Linked DNA regions of Mus musculus: region 2 is linked to region 1. A link is a loop called in an ENCODE intact Hi-C map of the cell type or tissue named here. Cell type or tissue: gastrocnemius. All regions are shown on one strand. Links, peaks and the distances in the headings refer to the core of each region. The heading gives the core; the rest is flanking DNA.

Region 1 (5,376 bases), core at 172-5,171:
ACATCCTTTTGAATGAGGGTGACTGTGGGTCCCCTCCAGGTAGCACCTTTACCAGCTGCTGGAGCGATGAGTCATCTCTTGCCCCAGGAGTCTTATGAAGCCAGGAGATGAACTCTGTGGAGTTCCTGAGCTGCTGGCCCATCCTTGGACTACAGTGACCCTCTCTAGGTTACCACATGACTTCTGAAAACGTTTAAGATCTTGAGAGTCATATCTAGGTCTGGTACTTAAAACTAGCCTGGAAAATTCAGACTCTCGATCAAAAAGAAACACTCAACTGTAGCCTACCAGAAAGGATCTCCATCCAGGTCACTGGTCCAGGCATTATCTCCTCAGCCTTTCAGATCTCTCTGCGTTTAGCCTACCGAAGAAAAGCCTCTGAAGAAACAAGCTTAGGGGACTGAGGGGAGCCGGGGGATCCACAGCACCCAAAAGGTGGAATAAGTTGCCTCTTTTCTCAAAAGCTGAAAGGATGTGACAACCCTCTCCCACAAGCCTTCTCCCTCTGAGCCCCAAAGTCTTCTGTCACCAGTGGCTTCTTCAGGTTCTTGTGCAGTTTATAGGATTAGGGAGGGCCAGCTAAGAGTCCCCATGAAGATAGTAAGCTGGTAACGGAGCCAAAGAGAGACTGTAGAAGGTGGATGCCCCTTCAAGGCTTGTTTTTTTTTTTTCACAGTGTTGCAAGGTGTGTAGTAATAATACTAATAGAAATATACTCTAATGATGTTTCCTCTTTCAACACATGTGTTTTCGTTGGACAGATGGATTCAACTGTAAGACACACTTCTTAGAACTCGGGGGTGAAGGGACTGTTTTGAGGGACACACGGAATAAGGACAGCATGTCATCGGCAACACTAGCCACAGACTGAACATAAATAACAACGATTAGAGCTGCTTTTCCTCTTCCCACTCAAGATAAACTCAGATCTCAGCTACGATGGAAACCTCAGCATCACTAACGGCCCCAGGCTTTGTCATAGGGGCAGGTATTCTCCCACAGACTTGTGAGGGTTGTTTCATCCCCCCCCCCCCCGAGATATAATAGAAAAGGTGACTGTGGACAGATATCAAGGTGCCTTCCCCATAGATATTAGAATCATCCACTTATCTGCAAAAAGGAGATCCACGGACCTCATTCAAGGCATTCCACCAGTTTATCCCAGAGCATCTGTAGAGGGCTCACATAGCTTTGCAGGGGCACCTTGGGGTCTGCCAATCCACCCATGATGTCTTGAAGGCCCTGCTTCCAGCTACTATTTCATTATGCCTTTTAAATACATCATCCCTACCCACCGACCATGCCTTATTTTTCTATTGGAGTTATAAACAACTTAACAAAAGGACTGATTTCTAAAAAGGTAGAAAGAAATATAGCCCAGAGATAGCTTTCTGGTGGAAAGAGCCAGAAAGGCAGTGTTCATGTAAAATTAGAGTACAACATGATGCTGCCCCATCCCTTGTTTTTGAGAGAAGCTTAAGGGAGCGAATTCTGATACCAATCACTTTGTCTTTCAAATGTCTTTTGTCTTTTCCTCCATTAAGAAGGTGATCTTTTCTCTTACTATAAAACAAACATATTTAATGAAGTTTCTTTTCTCAGGACTAGTAGAGATGGGGCAACTTTTAAATTCTCACCCAGCATCTAAACAGGACTTCTCACTATGCCAAACTGCACTGTAGGTGACTGAGGGACAGCTCAGGGGAGGTGTAATCTGTTTCAGCAGGGTTATAGGACTTCTGCTGGAAGAGGAGGAAACATGGATGTGAGGTTGGGTGGAGGACGAAGTTATAACTTAAGGTCGGAGGCCATCAACTGGGTCAAGTGTGAAGCTTACCACACCCGGCTGGGCAGTTGTCTCTCTGGTACACCCAGGACACAGAGCGGCTCTATAGTGGAGGAACAGGCAGGCGCCTGGGAGCTGAGAACCAAGGCTATTCCTGGGCCATGTATTTCTTACTTGAGTCATCAAAGGCCAGCTTCAGATGCTAGGCACAGCAGACAGGGAGAGACCAGCCACTGTGTGGCTGTTTCTGGGGGCTGACCTAGTTTTCTCATCACTGGACTTTGAAACTTCTTTGTTCCTAAATAGACCATAATGTCACTCTATGCTTCTGCTTAAGCCTGGGGCTAGGAGGCCTGGTCGAGGTAAAAGCCTCTTTTGAGCTTGTCTGCCAGTAAGAAACACGTACTCAATTATGAGAGCAGCACTCTGTGGTCCTGAATCGCTGCCAAGCAAAAGAAAGCCGCGCACATACTGCTGAACCTTTACAACTCTACAACGTGGGGAAGGCGAGCCGTGCGTAACCCAGCTACACATCTCTCCAGCAGGCCCACTCCGCCCACTGGCCGCTAGACCAACTGCCATAGCACACAGCCACACTAAAAGCTCTCCAAATAACCTCTGTCCATTCTTCAACATTTGTTTCCTGGTTTTACCAGGCCATTTCCCTGCCTTCCTCCCTCCTCCCAACTCTCGAGTCCTACAGACAGGACAACTAGCAAGATGTTCCACTATCTCTACTGGACGATTCTTTTCATTATACCTGAGACAGTCTGCTTAATGTTCTGACATGGGGGAGGGGCATATATTTTTAATTTAGATCCTTCCAGAAGGTATAGAAAAATAAAGTACAAACACAAATCACTTGACAATTTTATGATTCAAACCAACAAATGGAAAACAGACAGTTTTGAGTGTTGCTAACACAGTCAGGCATTTCATGCCAACCCAGTCATCCATCCCATTTCTTGGACCTATTTCTAGAGGCGACCAAACGTGCGTCTGAAGATAGAATCACTTCGTTTTACAGCAAAGTATCCGAGAGGAACATGGGCGAGAGAATGGTGGAAAACCGCTGTTTCCTAAACAGCACTTAGGGGCTCATTAACACTCAAAAGTGAGGTTCCCGAGAGACATGAGTGACATCCAAGGTGCTACCTGTGACCGAGGGAAAGGACATGGGTGTCTCATCTTCGGGTACAGGGAGCTGGTCTTCTGGAAAGACACTGTCTTAGACACCAAGTAGAGGAGTCAAACGGAAGACGTTAACATTCACTTCATTCTTGCTTGATAAGAACATGAGATTCCGGAATAGGCCATCCAGAGAACAGTGAACAAAGTCTCCAGTGAACAGGGCTGAGGTGGGGTTTAGCAGTTCATTTACAGTTGAGGAAAACTATTTTTGTCCTTTGGCCGAAAAAACACACGAAGGGAGGGAACTTAAAACCCCAGACTGCTCGACTCTCCCCGTATTTTCTGCTTGAAGCTGGATAAAAAGCCTAAGCTTTGGGCTGAAACTCTGTTTATATAACGACCACAGCTGCTCCCCAAAATAGCTGCTGCTGGATGCAAGAATTATGGCATTTTGTTGCTAAACACCCGAGTCCATTTTCTATAGAACTCCACTGCATTTTCCCCCTCGCTTTTGCTGCCTTGGGTCTGACAGGAGATGAAGAATCTGCGGACAGCTTTGAAAGCCAAGGCTCATTTCGGCAAGAACGAATTTAGCTTCCTGTTTTAGTCTGTGTGGCAGACAATTTCCAGACAATTGGGAGCATCTTAACTGTCTCTCTTGTAACTATTCCATCTTCCAAGGTGGCAGGCAGTGTGGCTGATCGTGAGACCCTTGAAATTCACAACCCTCTGAGAAAAACACAGCATTCGTGTGTGTGTGTGTGTGTGTGTGTGTGTGTGTGTGTGTGTGTGTGTAGGACAAGCTCAATCCAGGACTGCTGGCGTGGCATTTAATAGGGTGCCCTCCCCTGAAAGTAACAAAGAGAACCCTCATCAAAGCTATCAAACACGATTAAAAAAATACAAAAGTTATTTTTTCTCCTTTTGATTGCTATTTACTTGTGACAATATTTGTTAAAAATATTACTTCTGTCTTTGAGAAGAGATCATTCTCTTCATATAGTATGGAAAAATAAACTCTACTGAACACACAGTCAACACTCCCCACCACCAGGGGCTTTTGGCTTTCACTTCTCCAAGTAACATCACCAGCGTGGATGTCCTATGTTTTCTAGTAGGCAGACATTTTTTTTTTTTTTTTTAACCCACACTACCAGAGCTGGAAACAGAAACGAATGAAGGGGCAAGGCTCACATAACACATCGAAGGGGGAACTCAGAAAACAGCGTGTTCTGATAAGTTAACAGAGTGAAAGGTTGACAGTGGTTTCCAGCCCTCCTAAGAAGTCACGGGGTTGTCGCCTCATCTCCTCTGACCACTCACAGCCCTTCCAAACCATGTTCGATGTCTCCAGAAGGGTGGGGAGCCATTTAGGCCAATCATCAGTGTCCCTGTGAAGGAGGACTTAGCTTCCACACCTAGGGTCATCTTTAACTGAACTGGATGAATGGGAGAAGACAAGGATACAGAAAAACAGCAAAATGTTTATTTTCTTAGAAAAAAAAGTGAGGAGGGAGGGGTTGAAAATGATTGTGGTCACGTGGTCACACTTCCATTTGCATCTGAGCAAAAGCCAATGCTACAAGCTTAATCCTGCACTAAGAGTCCTAGTAAGCGGAACAACCTACTGCTCACTTGTTCCTTTGTCACTTCCGGGAGTCAGGTTAGGTTACAACAGGCTTTCAATCAATTGTGGCTCTTTCAAGCAGAGAAACTAGGCTCACCGTGGCCACCATCCCATGTCCAAAGCCCCACGTTACCAGTGAGAAGCAAGGCTCAGGCCATCTCTGGACCACTCGAAAGAGATGGATAAGGAGAATAGAAGGGAGGGGATGCTTGACATCAAAGCAGAACCAGGCTAGAACTGACATCTGTATCAGAGTTCACCTCTACCCAATCGCCGAGGATACAGGCTAGAGAGCATCCTGAAACCAATAACATCTTTAAAGTGAACTGCAGAATTTTGCTGCATACTTGGACACGAGAGAAGTGAAAAGTTGCAACAAGTTTTAACTAGCAGCAACAAAGAAAGTTCCAGAACAGTTTTTTTTTTTGTTGTTGTTGTTTTTGTTCTTGTGTGTGTGTGTTTGTGTTTAGCAATATTCCTCTGCAGGTTCATTAAGAAACACTGTAATTTAATGGGGCATAGGACATGGAACAGTCTTCGTTCGCTATAGTGCTGTTCAGTGAAGAGAACCGACCTTTGCAAAGGTTTCAACTGGGGTGCAACCTATTTACACAGTAGTAGCTCCTGGTCCGACTGAGAACCGATGCTATGTGATATCCTCTTCTTCAGAACAGTAATCCCGACCCTGGGAAGAAACAAAAGCAAAGGTCACATGGGTAAACAACGTAAACCAGGGTCAAGAATAGCCGAGGCTGGTCCATTTGCTTCCAACTTACGTCTGCTCTGTAATAGACTCGAGTTTTCATCAGTGACCACTGGGTTTAGACTGATG
Region 2 (5,376 bases), core at 56-5,055, 53 kb after region 1:
ATCTCCTTAGTCTCCCAATTTAGTCTAAACCTGACAGGTGTCTCTGTCAAAGTGACTTCCAGTGAAATCAGAGATTTCTAGAAAGGATGGAAGTGGACCTCTACTTAGCAAGAGTGTTCACAAGGAGCAATGGAAATATGAGTGCTTAGAAAATGGTTGCTTAGCCGAAGTAAGGGAAAAAAAGAGTGTTCTCACAAGGCCAGTGAGCATGTCAGAGGTTGACATTTACAAACAGACTACCGGAGAGCACTAATGAAAAATAATTTCCATCTATTCTTTAAAACAGGCAACTTCGGAGCTGCCCTTAGTCACCAGCTCCTCTATCCATGATCAAAGGATCCCTCAAGGCGAGGAAAAGGATTCATTCTGTGGTGGTTCTCTGGAGCTGCTGAGCTGGAGACCGCGCTGGTACCATGGGGGCATCTGGAGAGTGGGAACTTTCTGCTAAGAGTGTCTGGGGCCACAGGCTGTAAGGATGCAGTGTCCCTGCCCTGAGCCTTCACCCCCATCCTCCACCTTCGTCATCTGCAGCAAAGACTAGGATTCTTTGGGTCCATTGGATTCTCAGGAATGGGAAGGGAAGTTATATCCAAGTGAAACACTGAAAAATGCAGGAATTTATTTGAAATAATTCTGATATGCTTATTCCTCCTCTCCCTCCTCCTCTTCCTCCTCCTCCCCATCTCTTTTCTCCCTTCTTCTTCTTCTTTTTTTTTTTTTTTTCTTTTCCTCCTGGGTCATTGACACAGAAATGTTTGCTATCACTTTAGTTATACAAGCCATCTTCTTTATTCTACAAGGTTAGTGTGAAACATCGTCTCTCCAGGCTTCCCCAAAGTGCACTGTGCCCTTCCGTTGGCCCTAGAAATCCCAAATCTGAAATAACTCCCAAAATAACACACTAAGGATGTCGTGTGTGGAGAGCAGAGCTGTGATGAACGTCAAAGCAAAGCAAGTAGACCTTTCTGCTTTCGTCTTTTCTACTGTATCAAGAGCAAAATGTGACTAATCACAACTGCCCCACGCCTACCTGCCTAGCAGGCATCTTACATAAATGCTTGCTAGTCCAAATGACTGGACATCTTACTGACCACCTTTTCTACCAAATGCTCACGGAGGGCACAATCTTTACCCATGTTTTATGGGAAGGGTAACTCAAAACTCAGACAACGGTAAGTAACCTGCTCAATTTTCATGTTTGCAGTGTGGCTACTGTCATATCATAGAGTATGACAGGTCCAACTCAGCCCTAGCCTCTTATGCTCTGAGGAATTTCCTAGCAGCTATCAAGCACTCCACTCTTGTCATACATAGTCCAAAGGCTTTGGTATACTATATCACACATTAGCTGATTTAACACTGGCGACTACTCTGAGTAAGTAATGATAAGCTATTGCCAACCCTACTTAGGAGGAAGAAATAGAGCCTCAGTCCATACTAAGGATTTGACTCGAGATGTGCAGTCAGCTGCATGGAGAGTCTGGTGACACAGGAGATCCCTCTTCTCATGAGAGAAATATTGGCAAGTCACTGGATCCTGTATTGGAGAGGCTGGAGAAGGGCAGTCAGTTGTACTCAACTATCTTAATTTATTCTTAAAGATTTCTTAATAATTTTTCTTCATAACTGAACGGTTTATGCATATCTTGACTCTGGAGCCTGTTATAAAAGTTGGGTATTTAAAAACCAAAGTCCTAGGAATGATTACTCTAAGAAACAAAAGAGATGCACAGTTTGCCGAGGCCAAGTTCTGAAAGCCTTGTGGGTACAATTAATGGTTGTGACTCACACAGACAGGGGCCACAGGAATCGCTGGGTTACTTACTGATGCACACCGGTGACTTTTATACACTTGGAGCAGACTTAGTGAAGCCTTCTCATGGGTGAGTGTGAGGATGGAGGAGCTGAGAGGGAGCTGGTGGGAGCCATAGCTGCGGCCACTCTAACAGCTGCTAATGAATTAATGCGAAAGGAGTTAAGGAGAAAAGAGGAAATGGAGCAGAGGAACCCTGCCCTTGGAAGGCTGGCTGTGGACACGGGAACAGCTGCCCCCTTTCCTCTTATCATCGCAAGGCCGAGCAGATAAAGCAGGGTGCGCATGAGGCTTTGTAAGCAGATGCCTGCCTGCATTAATATTAAACAAAGGGCTCATCTCAAGGAAGCCTGAGGACAGCTGCATTCTCGTGAGGTCCCTTCAGGTCCCCACATCTGAACAGGTGTGTCCAATCAGTCATCTGATCTAGAAAGCAAGGTCCTACCTAGCCTGAGGTAGTGAGGCCAGGCTACTTCAAGTTAAAGCAAAAAATTAAAACATACCCAAAAAAACACCAAAATAATCTGAATACTTTTAAAATCGAAATGAAGTCATGAAGGGAACAGTTGGAACTGGGTTTCTCAGACCAACCCAACACTTTAAGAACAATAATGATTAATTCACGCTCCCCTCATTGATATTCATGAGTCAGGAGGGTTCACTGTGTACACTGTGGTTTCCAATCTGAGGGTGAGGGCAGAGGAGGAGAGGGCAGCTGATGCACAGGCAAACAAATCAGAGATAATTCCCAAGTCTGCGAACCCCAGCCAGTGGGGAGAAGCTACATATTGTTTAGAGCGAGATAAAAACCCAAAAAAGAGGGGGGGAGCCATTTCGGGAATAGAGTGGGAGGGGAAATGACATAAAGGTTAGTAAGTCTTGTGATGCCCAGGGCTGCTTTTATCACAGAGTGATTCAGTTGGACAAAAAATAGAAATAGATTCTTCAAGCTAAGACAGCCTTCCATTCATCTTTTCCTTTCTAAAATTATAACGACCTTCTGTAACAATGAGGCTCAGGCAGTTAAGAAGCGAGTGTGGCATACGTTCTTCCCCTAGCCTGATGGCACAGGGCCCACATGCTGTAGGGATCACCTTCCCACTACCTATAAACCCAAGCCCGGTTTTCTTTGTGTATTTTCCTCCAAAACCTTGAACTATTCCAAAATAAAATGTAGCGCAGCTTTAAGGATTTCTGGCTGAAATCATTCCATGGCCATACAAACCTGAGAAAACGATGGCCAACCATGCCAGGGGCCCTGTCCTGAAGCAGAGCCTTCTTCCCGAGTGTGTCTATAAACAGGAGGGGCTGTCCCTGGGATCTCTCCTGCCCAGACCCAGAAATTAGCCTTCTGGAACAAAGGTTCCTTTGCCACAGAGACTCTGGGCTCTCCTGGTTGCTGAAGCAGGAGAGAGCTGCTTGATATAGTGTTAACCTATCAGGAGCATGCAGTTGTGAGCAGGCCTGGGGGGCACTGTTCTCAAGTGGGAGCCTCCACTGGATCACTGCTACTGACTCCCCTACCCCACCCCACTTCAGGTAGCATTTACTTCTGCAGTGTATTTGGCCAACACTCCAAAGTGAGAGGTGATACCATGAACACTATAAAAATGTGTGTGTGTGCGTGTGCGTGTGTGTGTGTGTGTGTGTGTGTGTGTGTGTGTGTGTGTGTTTGGGATATGGAGGGCAAGAGCCCTGGGGAAGAGAAGAGGCAATTACTGATTAGGATAATACTTCTTACAGATCTAGAAGAGTACACAAGGGAACAAAGCCAAAGGGGACAGCAAAGCTTTATCTGTTCTTAGCAGGAGTCCACCCCGGTCTACAGAGTTCACCCCGGGGGTGCGCTGTATCCAGCCAGCATGGAAGGCCAGAGCGCTGCTCTACACAGTGCTGATTTGCATGGGGCTCCAGTTGCTCAGCTGCAAGACGAAAATTATTTTTCCTGCCAGAGGCAGTTCAGCTAACACAGAATGCCTCCGTGTTGGAAGGAAGCTTTTCTTACTCAGACTTCTGAGTTGGGTCAAGCCTCCCGCAACAACCCACGGCACCCACTTTTCTCAATGTTACCCTCTGAATTGAGGGTAAAACAAGAAAGTGAGATTTTACTAAAAAAAAAAAAAAAAAAAAAAAAAAAGAACTAATTTAGGAGCCTTGGAGGGCTGAGCAGGAAGCTAGCAGGTGCGTTTGCACATGCTTGTGTGTGTACAGGCTTATTTATGTGCACGCACACGTGTGCACACTGGCCTGCCAATGCCAGCTCTCAACCCAAAGAAGAATAGAGCTAGTTTATTTTGGAAGCAAATCTGAGTGACCATGGCCTGGGAACAAGGACTTAGGTTATCCCAGGTTCCACTGCTCCAACATGGAAGTTGTTATGGTAACAGAACAAAGGAAGCTTGCAGTGAGAATTTTGGTTTCTTTAAAAACCCACTTGTATTATGTGAGTATGTTTTTGTTTTAATCTCAGGTGTGGGATATGGGGCTTCATCAGTTTGTCCACAGCCACTAACTACGGTTGTCTTGTGCTCTAGGAGGGGAATAGTCTTTGCCAGCTGCAGGTAGTTTAATTCTGGGGACTCTGGAGAGTGTAAAAATGACAGAGCCCCACCCCCTCACTCCACCCTGGCTGCTCCTGGTTGCTGTTGCTGTGGTAGAGGTCCTGACAAGGAAGACTGAGCTTGCCCCAAGGAACCCAATGCCCCTAATCAGCAGGAAGTAGCCTATTTTGTTTGCTGAAAGAGGTCTATACCCCTTTTACCTCTAACCCTTTCTCGCCTACCTAGTGTTGGGGGTTGGAAGGGGTGAGGCGGAATAAAGGTTGGAAGCAGAGGTAGAGGTAGAAGAACCCAAAAAAGCAGGTGAAAAAGTGTACCAACAAAGGCTATGAATCAAGGCATTTCTAAAAAGCTGTCGAGGGTGCCGACACACACCTTTCATCCCAGTACTTGGGAGAAAGAGGCAGGAGCAGTTCTGAGTTCAAGGCCAACTTAAGTCTACATAGCAAGTTCCAGGACAGCCAGGACTACATAGAGAGACCCTGTCTCAAAAATAATTAAGAAATAAAATGAAATAAAAGTAAATCCACTGGTAGGAACATTGAGCGGTGGCTTGTCAGCAGGAGAAATCTCAGCCATAGAGCTCAGACGCTATCCAGCAGTACTCAGCCCCGTGGCTGGTGGGAGAACGGGGTTTTGTTAAGTTAATACATTACAAGGGTTTTATCTGTTTACCAGGACACTAACTCTGACAAGATGTCGACAAGGAACGGCTCTTGAGAGAGCTAAAGATGGTCCAAGGTAAACTGTAATCGTAATTGTAACGGTCCAGTATCTCTACCGACACTGAAGTTTTACCCAGCTGTTGGAGACAGAGCTTTTATTTCAGGAATTCTCCTTCAGGCCGTAACTGTGATGAGGCCACGAGCTCATTCCTGCATCACACCACGTTCTACAGAAGCACAGGCTCTAGTGAGCATTCTTCCATGCACAGGCAGTGGAGACGGACACCCACCTCCCTGGGCATGGACCCCAAGGGGCTGGCTGCCTTAGTGTGGACATGAG

Evidence for each region. Peaks named below come from ENCODE experiments on the same cell type or tissue, not always from the same donor. Only the 100,000 strongest peaks of a DNase experiment are listed, where the experiment ranks them.
Region 2: a loop joins it to region 1, with 2.2 times the contacts of the local background. A loop is called at or near these places in 2 of 42 quality-filtered maps.

Annotation. Positions count from the first base shown.
Region 1 is chr1:151,888,204-151,893,579 of GRCm38, forward strand. 1700025G04Rik (RIKEN cDNA 1700025G04 gene) reads right to left here. Exons shown (of 6, transcript NM_197990.3): 6 at 1-5,229. The coding sequence ends at 5,191. Among named protein-coding and RNA genes, the nearest start is that of Edem3, 140 kb to the left of the region's middle. In gastrocnemius, for the core only: no CTCF peak of the experiment used is centred there; a DNase peak (open chromatin) is centred at 2,271; H3K4me3 peaks cover 681 bases; H3K27ac peaks cover 3,458 bases.
Region 2 is chr1:151,941,365-151,946,740 of GRCm38, forward strand. All of the region lies in intron 3 of 1700025G04Rik (RIKEN cDNA 1700025G04 gene), which reads right to left. Among named protein-coding and RNA genes, the nearest start is that of 1700025G04Rik, 150 kb to the right of the region's middle. In gastrocnemius, for the core only: no CTCF peak of the experiment used is centred there; DNase peaks (open chromatin) are centred at 3,116 and 3,679; H3K27ac peaks cover 1,400 bases.